2 separate regions of the Homo sapiens genome follow, and region 1 is linked to region 2. The links are chromatin loops, found by intact Hi-C in ENCODE. Cell type or tissue: PC-3. All regions are shown on one strand. Each heading gives the region's core, and the rest is flanking DNA. Links, peaks and the distances in the headings are about the cores only.

What was found. Hi-C counts contacts between places; a loop is a spot of excess contacts. Peaks named below come from ENCODE experiments on the same cell type or tissue, not always from the same donor. Only the 100,000 strongest peaks of a DNase experiment are listed, where the experiment ranks them.
Region 1: a loop joins it to region 2, with 4 times the contacts of the local background. A loop is called at or near these places in 1 of 110 quality-filtered maps.

The regions. Positions count from the first base shown.
Region 1 is chr6:12,242,072-12,251,474 of GRCh38, reverse strand. All of the region lies in intron 2 of LOC124901260 (a long non-coding RNA gene), which reads left to right. It also overlaps a transcript of EDN1 not described here. Among named protein-coding and RNA genes, the nearest start is that of EDN1, 44 kb to the left of the region's middle. In PC-3, for the core only: no CTCF peak of the experiment used is centred there; a DNase peak (open chromatin) is centred at 5,514; H3K27ac peaks cover 741 bases.
Region 2 is chr6:12,338,106-12,347,508 of GRCh38, reverse strand. No RefSeq gene overlaps it. Among named protein-coding and RNA genes, the nearest start is that of EDN1, 52 kb to the right of the region's middle. In PC-3, for the core only: no CTCF peak of the experiment used is centred there; a DNase peak (open chromatin) is centred at 4,068; H3K4me3 peaks cover 1,191 bases; H3K27ac peaks cover 3,095 bases.

The DNA.
Region 1 (9,403 bases), core at 2,411-7,410, 97 kb after region 2:
TAGACACTTGTAATGTCTTCTTGGAAATTTAGGAGACAGAAATAGCAAGTATTCCTTCTTGAATGACACCTCAAGTTTGATGAGATATCATTCACATTGATTCACGTTAAATAGTGTGCCAACTGGCTTTACTTGCTTTATTGATTTTTAGCAAGATCTATGTCACTTATTGCTTTCATTGTGTAAGTCTTTCCAATATTCCAGCTAAAGAGTTGTCTACCATTAATCTCTTCATTCTGTTAAACAGTAAAATAACTTATTAGTTAATTAGCTTTTTGGGGTATGGCTTAAGTTATCTTTGGTCTTTTGCTTTATTTGGATTTTAATATCCTTTCAGTTATGAATGAGTGTTGTGATATATCCTTTATCAGTATCCCTAGGTACAGCAGCTAAGGTGGTATCTCCTCTAATAGTCCTTTATTTTATACTTGCCATAATTTTAGAGGCAATTTCCTTAGCAAACCTTTCAGTCTCAGGAAGCATGGCATCATCTGTGTTGCATCAGTTAAGCAGAAATGACTTGTTGGATTTGATTATGCATTTGAATAGTATTAGAGGCAATTAATGTGTGGATAACCTCCAGTTGTTATATACAAAGATGCCAAGAGGCACTCAAAATTTGGGCTTAGGGAGTCCTTGACTTACCCAACAAAGAGAGTAATTGATTTTGTTATTTAACTCCCATCTCCTAAAGGGATATCTTTTGAAAGAAACCTTTAAAAGGAATGCTATTTTTTTTCTTAAAAGTGTATTTTTATGGTGCGATAAAAATTGTAGACAAGGAGAGTTAATGTGCTCCTAATTGCCAAATTTTAAATTTCAAATCTTTTTTCCTTTATAAACAAGTTACAAAGTTTGCTCAGATATAGGCATGAACAGGCATTTCCCCAGATTATGCAACATGGAATTTTTTCAAAACTCAATCTTACACAGAATTTCTCCCACAAAGCATAACAAACTCTTAGCAATCCTGAAAATTTCTACTCATTGATAGTGATAAGAAGACAAGAAATTTTGAATAATATTGGCAAATAATTGAAATAAATGGATTCTGAAGATACCTTCTTCAAGGCAATTATCCTGCAAAACCTTTAGCTATTCTTACCAGTGGCAACAGTGAAAGATAAAGAATTTATTGACAGAGTATCAATTCCATGGTCAAGTCTAACTAAAACAGAAAAAACAAAGGACAAATCATCAAAATACAAAAAAGTGCATCTTTTTAATCTAACTTAGGCCATTAACCACAAATATGACATCATATATTTTCCAGCAGTCAGTGAACACTTTTTTGTAACTCTGTAAATTTGATTTATCTTGTATGCTTCTGAGGGATCAGGTTACATAAGAGTGCATGGGTCAGGAATATTTTTCTTAAAGTCAAAAATGCTCTTGAATCTTAATTTTACTTTATTATAACCCCTTACATAATCCACATACATATGCGTGTGTGTATATGTACATTTCCACATATGCCAAAAGTGTTCAAAAAGTTGTTTCAAATAGAAGTTTTAACTTCCCCTTGATGCCAGGGAATTTGCTTGTTTCACTCACAGGTGAGCGTGGTTCTGGCAGTCTCTGGTGTCTGGAGAGAAAAAGGTAGGATCTAAACAACTTCCAACCAACCCTGAGGGGGTCAGAGAGGTATAATCAGCAGTAGGACTGTCGTAAATCACAATGAAGTAAATGATAACACACCCATAGGCTTACCATGCCTTGCAAATAAGGACTCTGGCTTTGCCAGCTCTTACCAAACTCGTTAATGCCTTTCCTTCACTCCAGGATGTACACAGCCATAAAATGATGAAATGAACCTTCCTTATCATATCCTATAGCACTTGTTTGCCCCAGGTGAGCAGCTATTTACAATGGAGCTGTGTTGCTGGGCTCAGATCACCCTTGCTTTCTCTCTGGCTCTGACACCATAAACTTTGTCTTGTCTCAATGCATAGCATCCTAGATCCCCTAAGTAGGGATGTATCATTTTATATTACTGGAAGACATTTGCCTTACATCTCTGAAGATCTACTTTTCAGAAATCAACCAATCAATATTTATTAAGCACATATTCATGTCAAGTACTTCCTGCTTAAGTCATTTTACAATCCATATAATGTAGTTCTTCAAAGCATGAGATTTTGAACAATTTTTAGAGAGGAATCCCATAGTATTGCAAAACAAAGCAACAGTTGAATCTCACGTATTTTATTCATGGAGAAAAACTAAATGTCTCATCTTTCCATCTGACACACAGTATTCTAGATCCTTGCTACTCCAAGTACAGTTCATGGACCAGCAGCATTGATATGAGCTGAAACTTGTTAGAAATACAAAATCTGAGGCTCACCCGAAAACTCACTGGCTCTTAACAAGCTCTTCAGATGATTCATAGAAACACTAAAGTTTAAAAATGAATGTGATAGATTAACTTTGACTCATTTGTGTCTAACTTCTTCAACATTTGTGCTAAATAATTAGAAGATCATGGCTCCAAACTTGCAAAAATTAGAGGTTGAGGATCAAACCCAAAATTGCCAAACTCAGCCTTCACACTTGTTCTATCATCACATTGAATATACAGTTTTTTTCACTGTCCCAAATAATCATTTCCCTTTGCACGTATGCTATAATATCACTTAATATACCCAACTAGCAACAGTGGTGGTGTAAGAAAAATCAATGTATCCAAACTAACTTTAGAAACCTTGTTTTGTTAAAACCTGATGCAGAATGTCACCAGCCTTAATCACATGGTTTGCAAAAAGTCCACAAGCTAATTGACATAACCTACACCCTTTCACTCTCCTGAAGCTTAGTGTAATGTATCAAAATTATCTCAGGCAAGCCAGGTAAAAGAGTTGCTCATTGCAATCTTTGACTTGTCATTCAGTGGAGTGTGGCTATTCTTGTCTCCTCTCTTCCATCATGCTTAGTTCACAAGGATATTTAGACATATACATTCAGTCTGCTCATAGACTTCAATGTTCTTTGCATATAGGAGAATGTCAGAATCATGAATTTCAGGATAGCTACCCAGAAATGAGACAGAGGAGGTGAGGGTTGTATTAGTCAGCTTGGCCTGCCATAATAAATACCATAGGCTGGGTAGCTTAAGGCACAGACATTTATTTTCACACAGTTCTGGAAGCTAGAAGCTAGAAGTTTCAGACCAAGGTGGCCGATTCAGTTCCTGGTAAGAGCTCTCTCTTCATGGCTTGCAGACAGCCTCCTTCTTGCTCCATGTCAAGGCTGTGTATTAGAATTAATTGTTCTGCCACTATGCTTTTCCTATCTCTTTTCCTCCTTTTGTATAATCTTTTGCCTTTTCTTTCCCTCGATCTTGTTGTTTCTAGCTTTACTGTTCTCAGTTTAGACTTGTGAGGAATATCCATTGATATTTCCTTTGTGGAGCAGAAGACAAGAGTGGAGGGAGAAAGAGAGATCTAGTATCTCCTTTTCTTCTTATAAGGACACCAGCCTCATTGGATTAAGACCCTAACCTTATGACTTTATTTATCCTTTAACATCTCCTCACAGACTCTGTCTCCAAATACAGAGGCTAGGGTCCCAACACATGAATTTTAGGGGGATCTGTCTCAGTCTATAAGAAGGATGTAAATAGAAATCATCCATTAGAGCTGCGTGTGGTTGCTGACACCTGTAATCCCAGCACTTTGGGAGGCAAAAGCAGGTGGATCACCTGAGGTCAGGAGATTGAGACCAGCGTGGCCAACATGGTGAAATCCCATCTCTACTAAAAATACAAAAATTAGCCCGGCGTGGTGGCGCATGTCTGTAATCCCAGCTACTTAGGAGATTGAGGCATGAGAATCGCTTGAACCCAGGAGACAGAGTTTGCAGTGAGCTGAGATCACGCCACTGCACTCCAGCCTGGGTGAAGGAGTGAGACTGTCTCCAAAAAAAAAAAAAAAAAAAAAGAAAGAAAGAAAAAAAAAAAGAAATCATCCTTTAGAATACTTCTAAATTCTAAATGTCTTTCCTTTGCCAAATACTGGTATCTTCCATTGTCTCTTGTTTGATCTGGTCTAGAACTCCCTTGAAATTTCCGAGACCAGCAGGATTCTCAATGCCATCATCTGTATCATTCCATGTTATACAGAAACATGTTACTCATTTATAAGACCAGGGCTTCAAGGTACCCACATTCACCCTCCAGCACCAACATTTACACACCAAGGTTCACTTAGCGCAAACTTCTAGTTAGTGGGTCAGATCCACACAGGAATTGGAATCACAGAAACCAAGTAGATGCTGTGGCCTGGAAAGAGATCCCCAGCCACCTGTGGCATGGCAGGAGCCAGCCTGTTTACACAGCCGACATGACAAGACACAACCCAAGGCCTAGAGCACTGCAGGCTAGTAGCATCATCTATGAAAAATGTCATAAAAACATGTGTGTAGTGATTTCATAGTTTACAAAATATTTCCAAATATAGTCATCAATTCAACAAATGTTTATTGGGCACCTTCTATGCACTAGCTGGTGTTCTAGGTACTGTAATGAAAGTAAGTACATATGTTCAATAGTGCTACATAATAACAATTGATTCTTACAAGGGTCTCAAAAAGCAATCAATATACAGATTATTATCTCCAGTTTGAGATGGAAAACTGAGGTGGAGATAGGTTAGTGATGTGACTGGACTAACGGATGAGAGTGTTACTGGGACTTAGGCCTTCTGGCCTATGATCCAGGGTTCTTTCCTCTCCAAGAGTTTACATCACTTTTCATCCCAAAGGCTCACAAGTCTAAACTGAGAACAATAAAGCTAGAAACAACAAGATCGAGGGAGAAAAAAAAAGGCAAACGATTATACAAAAGGAGGAAAAGAGAAAGGAAGAGCAGATAGTGGCAGAACAATTAATTCTAATACACAGCCTTGACATTTACACTAACCCCAAGCAGCAGGGTTACAGATACTGCTTGTGTGTGCACGCCCAGGATCTTGCCAGTGGCTCTCAGGAGAGGGACTTTTGAACTGATTGATATTCTTGGCACAGAAAGACAATGTCATTGCAACTCCTAGGCAAATTGCTGTCTGGGAAAATGGTTTTTCACCCAGGCAAGTTTTCTCAAATGTTAAGAAGTGATTGCCTCTGAGCTATGTTAAGAAGTGATTGCATCTGAGCTGCATGTGGTCTTGTTATCTCTTGGGCCCTAAGAGGCGGGCTGTGGAAGGAAGCCTCTCAGATGCTGCCCCTTGCCCACCAGGTGGCTTGAGTCAGGCAAACCACTCAGAAACACTTCCCTGCACCTTCCATTTAAATCGTGTGCTACAATCTAAAGGGCAGAGGAGGACATGATGGAAATTATTAAAGGAAGAGGCTGAGAGCATTTTCAAGAGCCATATGAGTAGGAAGAGGGAGGAAAGCAGCTGTTCTTCTCTACACACCATAGAGGTATATGCAATTTCTTTAAGGATCTTCTCTGCCTTTGTGGGGTAAAATATGGGTCATGTAAATACAACATTGTTATGGCAATTACTCACTGACGACACACAGAGGAGATTCTGTTACCTATAAACAGCTAGTAAATATGGGCATGACATTTTAAACAGTTTTCTGCTTTAACAAGACAAGAGGATGATACTTCCCATCTCTTTAGCTGATTGTCCCTCCCCACCCACAGCCTCTTTCCCTTCAACACTTTCTGCCTAAATCTCCAAATAATCACCCCACTCACTCACACCAGGCCAGTGGCTGGCAGGCTCCTTGGCCAAGTTTACTATCTGGTTCCAAAGGGGAAGGAAAAATGCATTTGTTCTTTCAGAATGAGAGCTCCCAGAACATCAGGGGTGGAGGGCTTGGTCATCTGAGGGTGTTTCTATAATCTGGAATCCTAAATTTAGCAAGGGACATAGCCCAGGCTAAGAGAATGTCTTCCTTCCTATGAACTTCCACCCATCAGCAGAAGTGGAAGCTGGAAAAGCTCACAGAGGTCACTCTTTCCCCCCAGGTTTTCAGTTACTTGGAACACTCCACTTTAGGGATTTCCAAAGTCACTGGGCTCATTGGAATATTCTCTTTTTATTGACATGAAACGTGTTTGCTGAGTCTGGCTGGCCAAGTGATTCCACAGGGTGAAAAAGAAAAGGCATTGAAATATTCATCAGGAGAGCTACCCAGTTCCACCGCCAGTTTCCTAGGCAATGGTGGGTGAATCTAGTCATTTTTTTCTCAGTTTCCTCATCTCTAAAACAGAGATGATATCAAGTCCTATGTACCCATATCACAGAGACATGTTAAAATAAAATAATACGTGATAAATGTTTAGGAAAAAAGCTGCTGAAAATGCATTCAAAGTGGAGTTTGTAGCCACTTATTATAATTATTGCCACTTCTTACATTCTGAAATATTTTCAGGGTAGAATTTTTTAAAAGACATTTTGTGACTTCTTTACACTAATAATTATGGGTGATATTGATAAGACAGTTCTCGTACATTGATCTTAAACTCAGTTATCACAATCTTTTGTAACATTTTGCTCTTGGCTTATTTGTTCCTGATAGGGTAGAAGTTGCAGGAAAAGTTGATTAATTAAAAGCCATATTGTTGTAAATTTCATCTGTGTGGGGTCAATGAGTCTTGTAATTTAATGTTAGAATACCCTAGAGCAGCGGCTCTCAAAGTGTGGTCTGTGGACCCCTGGGCTTCTCTAAGATCCTTTTGCAGGAGCATAAGATCAAAACTATTTTTTAAATAATATTAAGACGTTATTTGCCTTCTTTACCATGTTGACATTTGTAGTAATTGTGAGCATGAAGCACTTACAGTATACTCTAATACTTACACACTTGCTATGAGTTGTAGGCTGAAATAGCCTATTTTTGCATGGAAGCATTTTTTCCCTAAAAGACAACTGACTGCAAACTATTGTTATTCAGCCTTGGCTATTTGACAAACTTTTTCTTGAGACTAAATAGAGAGCCTGTCACTTCAAGGAAAATAACAAACATTATTCGTTGCTGAAAATAACATTTGAACCTTCAAGCAAAACTTTGAATTTTGGTAAACTTGTACCTGCTTGTGTAAACCAGACAGCTTCCCAATGCCTCAAAGACTTTTCTAATGAGATCAGTGATAGTAACAAATGTGATTTTTCAAAATATTGTATAGCCAACATTTGAAAGGTCAAATATTCACTCAATGAATTAATATTTTCCAAATGATTGATGCATTACCTGGCAAAATCATGCATGGGCAAAAGATCCATAGGAAAATATAATTAATTTTATTAAAATTAGTTAATTTATTTAATTTGTATTGAGTTTATTATTGCTTTAAACAAATAAATATTTTAAATGTTTTTAAAATATTTCTTTGATATAGTAAATATATTCTTTGATATAGTAAATGTAACCCACACAAATGAAAGCTTCCTGGGATCCTCAATACTTTTTAGAGGATAAATGAATTCTGAGAACAAAATCTATCAGAATGGCTGTGCTACAAGTCTTAACTTATAGTCTGCAGTGAGATAACATCTCTAATATAAAAAAAGAGAAAGTTTCCATCACGAGTAACTAAATACTTTCTCAATTGACAAATAAAAAAAGAATATTTGTATAAATTAGGTTATATCCAACATAAGCTTTTCTAAAGTAATTTTATTTATTTTCAAATCAGAATGTTATATGTTAGTGAATTAAATTCGAATCACTATGGTACAGTTTACTCATCCACATGACAAATACATTAATTTCTTGCTAACTATAGGCTTTTGGGGATATAACTATAGATGAAATGTAATCTGCCTTCAAGTAGCTCATAGTTTATAAAACCATCAGAAAAGGAAATTCTTCTCACATTCATTTTATGTATGTATGTATTAATTCAGCATTCATGTATTTGTTTTGTCCCCTCTGAGCCAGGCACCAGTATAGACATTGGGTTGAAAGACACAGGACTTGTTAACCATGCTTGGAACTCACAGTCCTGAGTACAGATAGGAATACAGTTGACCCTTGAATAACATGGGTTGAACTGTGCAGATCCACTTGCACAAGGATTTTCATTAATAATAGTTACCCCCAGTGTGCCTGCCTCTCCTGCCTCCCTCCCACCTCCTCCACCTCTTCCACCTCTGCCGCCCCTGAGACATCAAGACCAGCCCCTCCTCCTCCTCCTCTCCTCCTCCTCCTCCTCCTCTCCTCCTCCTCCTCCTCTTTACTCAATGTGAGGACATCACGGATGAAGCCCTTTAAGATGATCCACTTCCACTTACTGAATAGCAAATATATTTTCTCTTCTTTATGATTTTTTAAATAACATTTTCTTTTCTTAACTTACTTTATCATAAGAATACAGTATATAATACATATAACATACAAAATGGGTGTTAATTGGCTGTTTATGTTATCACTAAGGTTTCTGGTCAACAGCGGGTTATTACTAGTTAAGTTTTTGGGGAATCAAAAGTTATCTGTGGATTTTTGACTGCAAGGAGAGTTGGTGCCCCCATCCCTGGAGCTGCCTAAGAGTCAACTGTAATTATACAAATGAATACTCTAGCATAATTCTAAGTGCTCAGGAGGGTAGGTACAAAACTCCTTGAGTGATATCACAGAGACCTGAACCCAGCCTGGAGAACAGAAACAGCCTTCATGAGAATCATAATGGTTAATAGAGAGCATTCCAACTGGAAGAAATATTATATACAGGCCATGAGGAGGGCTGGAGAAACAGAAAGGTCAGTGTAGTCAAAGCATGTTCAGCCAAGGAGGAGCCAGAGGGACCTGGCAAGGTGAGCAGCGATCCAAAGCCACCTACCCAGGGAGCAGCAAGGCTGAGATCCAAACAAGGATCTACCTCATCCCAGTGTGTAACTAGCACCTCACTATCTCCCCTCAAAAAATAAATTACGCCACATACCATGGGATATACTTTATAAACACATTTGCATGTGCCACTCACAGCAACCTTATAAGGTAGGTCCATATAGAGACCTATTTTATAGAGGAAATGACTGAGGCACAGAGAGGTAAAATAACTTTCCCAGGGCTACACAGTCACAAAGTAGCAGAGGCAGAATTGGAGCTCAAGCAGTTGGCTTGAGAGGTCACACTCTTCAGAGGTCACTACTCACTCCACCACCTTCTAGTCCACACAATTACTGGGTGGTAGACCTGGTCCTTGCAATCAGGCGAGTCAAATCTCTCTACCACTTTTCAGCATGACCATTCTCATTCCCTGCGTTAGAAATTAGCCTAGAGAGAACTGGTTGTAAAATCACACTGACTGTTGGGCGACACCCTCAAATCCCTAGAGACTGCACACCTCCAGAAAGCCTTTGGTATCGATGGTCAAGGAATTCCCAGGCTGCTTCCTGGGTCTCACCTGAAGTGAAACAGCTTTGCAGCAAAGAGGAATATGCTGTTGAGG
Region 2 (9,403 bases), core at 1,407-6,406:
TAATACTAAAATCTTTATTTGAAGAGATGAAATATATGAGCCTTATTAGCCACCAGTATTTTAGCTTAAATTAGCAAACCCACAAAGAATAAAATATTAGACAAGAAAGTGTTGGGGGAGAGAAAAAGAAAGTTAAGAATAGCCCAGGCAGGCCGGGCGCAGTGGCTCACACCTGTAATCCCAGCACTTCCGGAGGCCGAGGCGGGCAGATCACGAGGTCAGGAGATCAAGACCATCCTGGCTAACACGGTGAAACCCCGTCTCTACTAAAAAATACAAAAAAAATTAGCCGGGCGTGCTGGCGGGCGCCTGTAGTCCCAGCTACTCGGGAGACTGAGGCAAGAGAATGGCCGGAACCCGGGAGTCGGAGCTTGCAGTGAGCCGAGACGGCACCACTGCACTCCAGCCTGGGCGACAGAGCAAGACTCCGTCTCAAAAAAAAAAAAAAAAAAAAAAAAAGAATAGCCCAGGTATAAAAGGTTTACAGTGGGCCAGTTCATTAGGATAGCCAAAAGTGGGGAAGGTGATCCTGGATCCTTGAAGAAATCCACACCAACAGAGAAAAGGAGAGTACAGTAAGTCCCTCCTTAATGATGGGTTCTCGGGAACTGTGACTAAGTGAAATGACATAGAAGGTACAATGAAACCAATTTGAACTTAGGCTAATTGATATAAAACAGAGTTATGTTTAGAGCAAAACACTTTTTATATTAAACATAGAAATAAGTGTGGGCTACACATACATTTAAGAAAGAGTGATAAAATTAAGTAAGATAATTATTTACTTGCTTCTTCCAGTTCAGGGTTGCAGGTGGCTGGGCCCTGTCCCAGCAGCTCATGGCAAAAGGCAGGAACCAGACCTGGATAAGGTGCCATCCCATCACAGGGCACACTCACACCTCACACACACGCCCACACTCCCTCACACCGGGGCAGTGTGGACATGCCAATTTACCTAACAGGCACAGATTTGGGAAGTGGGAGGAAACTGGATCACCTGGAGAAAACCCACACAGATGTGGGGAGAGCTTGCAAACTCCACACAGATAGTGGCCTTGGCCAGGAATCCATTTTTTTTTTCCTCATCAACATTGTAACATTATTTGAAGACCTGCTGTATAATAAGAGAAAGCAAATGGCACTTTAACAACAAACTATGCGGTGATTGTCAGCTGTTTAGGGAGAGGTCATGGCACCAGAATGCCCTCGCCATACCCACTGACCTGTTGAAGGGAAAGCACTCTTCTCAAAGAAAGGTCTCATCCATGTTGTTCTAGAAGGTCTCACCCATTTTATAATGCTTGAACACAGGCTCAGAGTCATCGTCCATTCCTTCCTCCATCCCTCTCCCAGGCAAGTGGTCTGAAAGCAGTGCTTCTGAAGTTTAAGGAGCATATGGATCCCTTGGCGATCTTTTCCAAGCAGATTTTTATTCAGTAGATCTGGGTTGGGGCCTGAGAATTCGCATTTCTCACAATCTCCCGAGAGATGCTGAGGCTGTTGGCCCAGAGACCATGCTTAGAGTCACTAGGGTCTAGAAGGCCGTCTTCCCTGGCATGTCTCACAGCGGTCTTCTTGTCTCCATCCCTCTGCTACTGCCTAGTTCAGGTCCTCTATGACTCTCCTCTGGAGAATTGTTTCTAGGCTCAATCTATTTTCTATGCAGTCTCTGGGCAATATTTCAAAAAGTGAATATGACGTGTTACACCCTGCTTAAATCCCTTCCAAAGATCCCACTTGCCAAGGAAGTTATTTTGAAACAAAATGTTTTCTTAAGCTGAACTTGAAAATAATAATAATAATGATGATGATAACAATAATAATAATAGAGAGGGGGGTTTCCCAATGTTGTCCAGGCTCGTCTCAAACTCCTGGGCTAAAGCAATCCCACCACCTCAGCCTCCCAAAGTGCTGGGATTACAGGCATGAGACATCATGCCTGGCCAAATTGAACTCTTAATACAGAAGCTTTCCTGGAATCCAATGTTGAAAATGCATACAAGCAGCCCTGTTCTGGCCGAAGCTGAGGGGAAATGCCTGGGTTCTTTATTAAGTCTTACTTGCTCAGCATGCTCTGTTTCCTGGTACTAGCTTTGAGATACCTCCATATAATCCTAGATTCTGGTGACCCCTAGGACCTACTGTCCACTCCAGAAGCCATTTCAGGCTGAAGCCATCATATACCTTGAGAGAGGTTACTCTCATTTTCCTCCTCGGTAAGATGAATATAAAACTGCCTCCTTGTAGAGTTGATTTTGAAGGTTAAATTGGATCATGTGCTCAGCATAATACCTGGGACATAACAGGTGCTCAATCGTTGTTTGTTTCACTTCCCTCATAACATTGACTTAAAACTGCTTTCCAGCTGGGAGTGCTGACTCACTCATGCGATCCCAGCACTTTGGGAAGCTGAGGCAGAAGGATTGCTTGAGTCCAGGAGTTGGAGATCGGCCTGGGCAACATAGTGGAATCCAGTCTCTATATAATAAATTTAAAAAGTAGCTGGGCATGGTCCCAGCTACTCTGGAGGCTGAGGCAGGAGGATCATTTGGGCCTGGGAGGTGAAAGCTGCAGGAGCCGTGATGGCACCACTGGACTCCAGTCTGGGTAATAGAGTGAGACCCTGTCTCAAACAACAACAAAAAACATTTTTCCCTTGATGAATATAATCATCATGCCCACGTTATTGGAAGGGATAACATACTGGCCTTATTAGTGCGAGTGGATTTAGCTTAGGCTTTTTTCTTGTGGGCAGGCTTTGCTCTGGTTGGAGGTGAGGGATTACTGGAAGAGATGAAGAAGCAACCCTGAGCAACAGAGAGAGGGGATGGAGAGGTGGCCAGGAGGGTAGACGGATGGACAAGACATGGCGCCGAGGCTATTGAAAGGTGCACCAGTTTCACAATAATGCTTACCACCAGCCTGGTGCCTTTCATATTAATTAACATGCGATGCATAGAAATTTTGAACAAGTTGAAAATTCCTAGACAGTGATCTTTGCTGTATACCCCAAATGGCATGTGCACTCAAGGGCATCAAGCTTCCTAGGAAAGAGTTCAATCCTGCTTGCCTCACTCAAGCTGTTTCTGATGGCAACAGTTAAGGATGAAGCATGTCCCTTAGACCTCTAGAGAGGTGCCATGGGCCTGGGTACTGTCCCCTCTGCTGGAATATTCGCTGCTCAAGGGCAAACAGCAGGCAGCTGTCTTACTTTAGGTCCTCTTGTCCACATCTCTCCCTACCTTCTATCCCCAACCTCCTGCCTACCTCCCAGAATCCATGTGAAGTGCATCCCAAAAGGACTCTCAATACCCCGTCTCAGCTAACTGACTTGGGACCCCTTTCTAGAATTGTTCTTCCCTAATTCTCCACAACAAGCAGGTTGCACAACAGGTGGCAAGGTGCCCCCGGGCAGTCCAGAGACCTGGTCCAAAATATACACGAATGGGCTGTTTATTTGCTCTAAACAGGACAGCCTGTGTGAAACCTGAACCTTGTCTCCTAAAGGATTTTGGCTACTTGAGGTTCCTGGTGTTAGATCAGGAGCCAGACTGAGGGCAGGGTGCCCTCCCTGCCCTCCATTGCAAAGGTCTTTCCTCCTCAGGAAATCGCGTCAGTACCAGTCTGGGGCCACTGTGCAGGTCTTGCATTCCTGGGAGCCTACAGAACAGCCTCAGAAGGTCCTATCAAGCTGCGGTATCTCAAAGCCTCCTGCAATGCTATTAACATAAAACCATAATCTACCCTGCAGAGTTAATAATTAGTTACAATCGGTTATAAGCCAAACACATCCCCAGTTCCAGTTGACAACAGGGAGGCTGTGGAAATGCCAGCTGGCTGGGAGGTTAGCAAAGCAGGTGAATGGCAAATAGGGCAAAGTAAAGCATCCACCTCAATTTGCAGACTGCTGAGGTTGTGCATGCCAGGAGCGTTGCATTCATATCACAGACATTCCTGCAGTCTTGCTCTCTGCCCCTGGAAATGTGTTAGCCCTACAAATTTGCACACCAGCAAGAACTGTGACTAACCATATATTTTTTACACAACGGGACTCATTGCAACAATCTGCACAGGAATTCCCATGAGAAATAGCTGGCTGTCTCACTTCCCTGTTTGCTAATGCATACAGGATTCATTCGTCATATACCCTTGATTTAAGAATATATATACCTTGATTTAAGAATCGTTACTGGACAGCTAACTGATTCATTCCTAATGCAGTCCCGAAGGGCAGGGAAGAAATGGATGTCTTCTTTCAGGTCTCGGGAGAGACCTGTAAGTCCCAACCTCACTGAGTGTCACTCACCCTTAGTGTCCAAAAGGTTTAAAAAGGAGCCGTCTCTAAACACTTTGTTATCCATGGAGGGAAGTTGATATTGCAGAAATGGAAAGGTTTAGAATTGCCTTTGGTTATCCTAAGTAGCTAGCTGGAAAGACCATTTTGGCTACATCACCTCATATAGTGTCATTTACAAACAAATATGTTTTGTTCATTGAAAATAACATTTCCAGACAACTGCCATGTACCCCACAATGCACGAACATGTTTTCATTGTAATCATTTTATTATTTGTTTTTCTGAGCAGTATTGCACAAGTTCCTCCCTTATTAACTAAACAGAGAACCAAATATGTGTAGCCTTTACATGATGACTATTGAAATGGTTATTTCATTGGAACAATGAAAACTTTTGGTCTACTGGGGAGAAATGTCCCCAGGGTCAAAGGGAGGTACTGAGACCTTTGTCTCTGTCCTCAGCGGCTGCAGGTGCTGTGCCTTCTGAATTCGCCGGCCTGCTCACTGGGAGTGGGTCTTTCCCTCACTTTCAACTGTCACTTCTAATCCTCCTGAATGAGCGGAAAATGGAAAATATCAGGCTTGTTCAAATTATGTTTCACATAAGTTTTACTCAGCCTTCAAGTAAAGGGTTGAATAACTGAGTACATCACAACGCTGTTTAGTGCATTAATTTAGTAATATTGACTTTATACATTTGGGAATCTTCTTATTCTCAGCTCTCTTTTGGTACAGTTGAGGTTGCCAGACAAACTACCTCAGGATGGGTGTGAGGCTACTGTGCATTGCAGCTGGTTAATAGGTGGAACCTATTATTTTACAAGGCTGCATGGAAGTCATTAGGAGTGGTGAGAAGTTTAAGAGTCCCAGGTATAATTAGGAAGATAAGGACTCAGATATTCAGCTGACACTTGAAGAACCTGAGGTCTACATGCAGAGCCTCCAGCTTCCCCATTGCTGGAGGAGGAGTGGAGAAGGAGGTGGCACCCAGGGATGTCCAGCCCCAGACTTGGGGCCATCTGCACTGTGGGGTGGGGATGGGGATGATAGAAATTGTCATGCACTTCCTTAGGTCAAAAAAAAAAAAGAGAGGAAAACAAAATACAAAGCTTGTCACTCTTATATTTAAAAAAAGGAAAAAAAAAACACACAAAAAAACCCCAGGACTTTTTATTTTAGGATAAAGTCCAAACTCCTCAACATGTAATATAATTCCTGGTCTAGCCCATTTCTAAGCCTCTCTTTTCACCACTTCCCCAAATGAAACAATGCCACTCCCTCTTCCTAGAATGCTCTCCTTCCCCATCAACTGCCTCTCCTCAGTATCTCAGGTACCCCTCCCACACTCCGCAGTGCGTGATGTGTCCCACCTCCGAGGTCACAGGCTCACTGGACCTGGGAGAGACGATTTGCATCCTGTCCCGAGATTATACATGGATTTAGCTGGCCCCTCATTTGACTGTGAGGGTCTGGGGACAGAAATGGCAGGTCGTTCATCTCAGCCATTCCAGTGCCTGCTGCAGAGACGCTTAATGTGGAATGAATGAATGAATGAATGAATGAACATTTTAATTTATGAAAGCAGACTTAGGGAAATGTCTGTGAAGACAAGCAGTCTTCACAGCTTCATCCCGGTGACAGTGGAGGGAGGGGCGGAGGGGAGAGAGGTGCTATGGGCTGCTTGTTTACAGACCACATGTTTAAGCCTCAGGCTTTTTTAGTGCCCGCTGCACTAAAACAGGGCAGATACAGCTTCTCCAGGCCAGCTTCTCCAAGTCTTTCCAGCATCTCTGCCTGTCTCGCTCTACTTGCTAAAGCTACAATTGGCTTTGCCTGCCCCGTTGGCGGGAAGGGTGGGAAAGACTTTAGTTTAGAAACAAGTTGTTAGTGACAGAGCCTTTTCTAATGCCGCTGACAGCGTCCCTCAAATGAAGCACTTCTTCTTCATGCTGAATGCGTTTGTGTTATCTGTAGGGGAATTTTGAGTTGGTGTTTTTGCCATTTTTCTTCTTAAATTTCATTCATTTAATTAAGGTATAATTTAGATACTATGAAATGCACGGATCTTAGTGTTATAATTCAACGCATTTTGACAAATGCATACACCAGTGTAAACTTACACCCCTAATATATCTGCCATCCCAGAAAGTTCCCTCGTGTCCCCTCCCTATCTCCACTGTAGGATAATTTTGTAAAAGTAAAAAAATGAAGTGTTGGCTGCGATGCCATTTGTGCACTAGTCAAAGCAGACTGGCTTTATGTGAGTGAAATCATTAGAAATCAACACAATAAATTACTTGATCCAGTACTAAGTGTTTTAACTTGACATGGATTTAGAGAAAAGAAATGCATTAAATGCATTAAAATGTCATCTGGGGTGCTGTTAGAAATTCGGATAAGTGAGCCCACCGCAGCACCATTAAGTCAGAATTTCTTGGCATGGCATCCAGGAATACATATTTTCAATAAAAGTCCCCAGGAATTCCAACGTGGAGTAGGGGCAGGAGGTGACACCAACGACGCTGTTGGTGTGGAGACCAAAATGGTCTGTTATGACTGGACAGAGATAATCATTGATCGATGGGGAAACAGAGTGCCAGAGAAGTATAGTGGCTTGTTCAAGGCCACGCAGGGAATTCATGTTGTGGCTTGCATTTCTGGGAGGGCAATAGGAAAGGCTGGGATCACAGTCATCCACAATGGCCCAGAAAACTATTTGCCCCTGAGTTGTTCGTAGAGGTGACCAGAACCCAGGGCCAGACCCAGGCCTCTACTGCCTCCCTCACCCCGTCCTGCTCAACAGTTCTGGAGGCCACATAGGGAAGGGACTCTGCGTCTGATGGAAAGCAAGAAAGGAAAGCACTGTTTATGCCCTCCAGCATTCAGCTCCACAGACCCACAGCCCTGAGGATTCACTGGTGACATTATAATCTGCCCCCATCCCAACTCTTCTCCTCTTGACAATGTACTCTAAGAGACTGAACTGCTTTGGTGCGGTGTGTGGGGGTGGGTGGCAGGCAGGCTTACCACTGACAGGGATAGGTCAGTGCAGGCAATTTATCACCCAGTGGAACTCCTCCTTCCCATCTGCCAAATACACAAATAAATCAGGCATCAGAGCGACACCACTGGCGAACGGTCCCGGTGGGACCACATCCAGCCGCCCAGCCTCCCCGGCTCCACTGCCACTCAGGCAGTGTTTTGGTGGCACCTCAAGCAGAACTGTCCTTTCTTTCCCCACCCAGACAAACCCAAACAGTTGAGAAATAATCAGAATGAACTGGTGTCCTGATGAACCTTTGATCTTCCCGAGTGTCAGTGTCCAGCCAGTGTGTGAGGCTCCCATTGAGGAGGCTGCAGAGTGAGGCGGAAAGTCAGTAGTGTTCAGAAAAGCATGGAGTCTTTTTAGCACTCTGTCCCTGTCCCCTCCACAAAAGATAGCACTGGATGACCAGAGCCCACTGGCCAGCTTAGAGGGACACCAGCGTCAGAATCCAAGGGAAGACAAGACTTCGGAGCAGGCAAGAGGACCTGCCCTCTGCCCCAGGTGAGGGCTATGACTTGAATCATAGGCATTTACCACGGCAGGGGGCCATCAGCCTCTAGCCTCTACCTGGCTGCTCTCACAGCCCCTGACAATGTCTGCCACTCCCAATATGAATTAGCGAGATGGGCTTCCATGCAGGGTCCCCAGATTTGCCCCAGTAATGCCTGAGGAGCCCGTGGGAGAGGAGGCAGATGAAGTCTCAAGAGCACTGGGGCCCCTCTCTTGATTCTGTTGGGATTCTGCTGCCCCAAGAGCCTGGCTAAGCCACTTTAATCTCTGGGCTTTGGTTTCCTTATTTGTAAAATGTAGGGGTCAAATTAAGGTGTCTTTCAGTTCACTCCCAACATTATGGGTTTCAGTCTACCCCTCCCAAACCAAGAACCTTGAATTTGTTTCGATATATTTTATTTCCTATTGGGTGCAGATCTATTGGGCACACAGCCGAGATGGGCAAAGGTCTAGCAATCATTCCGGGTAGGAAGGCAGACACCTGTGTGTAAGATTCTTAATGGTAGAGCTCTTTCCTTATTTATCTTTGCATCCTTAGGACAAAATAGGTGTTCAGTAAGTTCTTGTAACATGAATGTGCAACTCATATAAAAACCAGGGCTCCATTTGGCCTATTCCTGACTTGCTCTCTTATTCAGAGAAACACTGGGTATCCACGAACAAATATTTAAAACTCATTGCAATTATTATGGTGTCTCTTGAGAAACTTCTAGGGAGGATCTATGTACACGCCTCAGAAACCCTTCTTAAAATCCCTGCCCTCTTTTCTCCAGCTATCTTCCACCTGCTGCGGTTCAGGAACCTCTTACACTTTAAACATGCATTCTCAACTTACTTTTCCCCATTTTATGTCACAAAAGCCGGGTGTGAACCAACAAAAGACTACATTTCCCTTCCAGGCATGGGAAGTAGGAGCAAAGACAAAATTGTTCTCAGCAGACCATGGCTAAAGGGGGGAACACCACAAGAGGAAAGAGAACGAAGCCCTATTTATTAACTTTATCATGAGTAAGTGCTGTGTGCATGAAGGCATGTTGGAATGCTGTCTGCATCATCAGCTTTGCAGATCAGTTTCCCACACATCCACAGTTTTTTGTTTTTTGTGTGTATTTTTGAGATGGAGTCTCACTCTGTTGCCCAGGCTGGAGTGCAGTGGTGAGATCTAGGCTCATTGCAAGCTCTGCCTCCTGGGTTCACGCCATTCTCCTGCCTCAGCCTCCTGAACTGCTGGGACTACAGGTGCCTGCCACCTCGCCTGGCTAATTTTTTTTCTTTTTTGTATTTTTAGTAGAGATAGGGTTTCACCGTGTTAGCCAGGATGGTCTCGATCTCCTGATCTCGTGATCCACCCAACTCGGCCTCCCAAAGTGCTGGGATTACAGGCGTGAGCCACCACGCCCAGCCAAACATCCACAGTTTTGAAGGAGTCACCTAGGTGATCTGATTTCAGGAGTCAGATAGTGTCCACTGCCTCCCGTTATTGTAAATACGGTCAGATGCCACGTGATATTTCAGTCAATGCTGACCGCATACACGAGAGTCCTGTGAGAT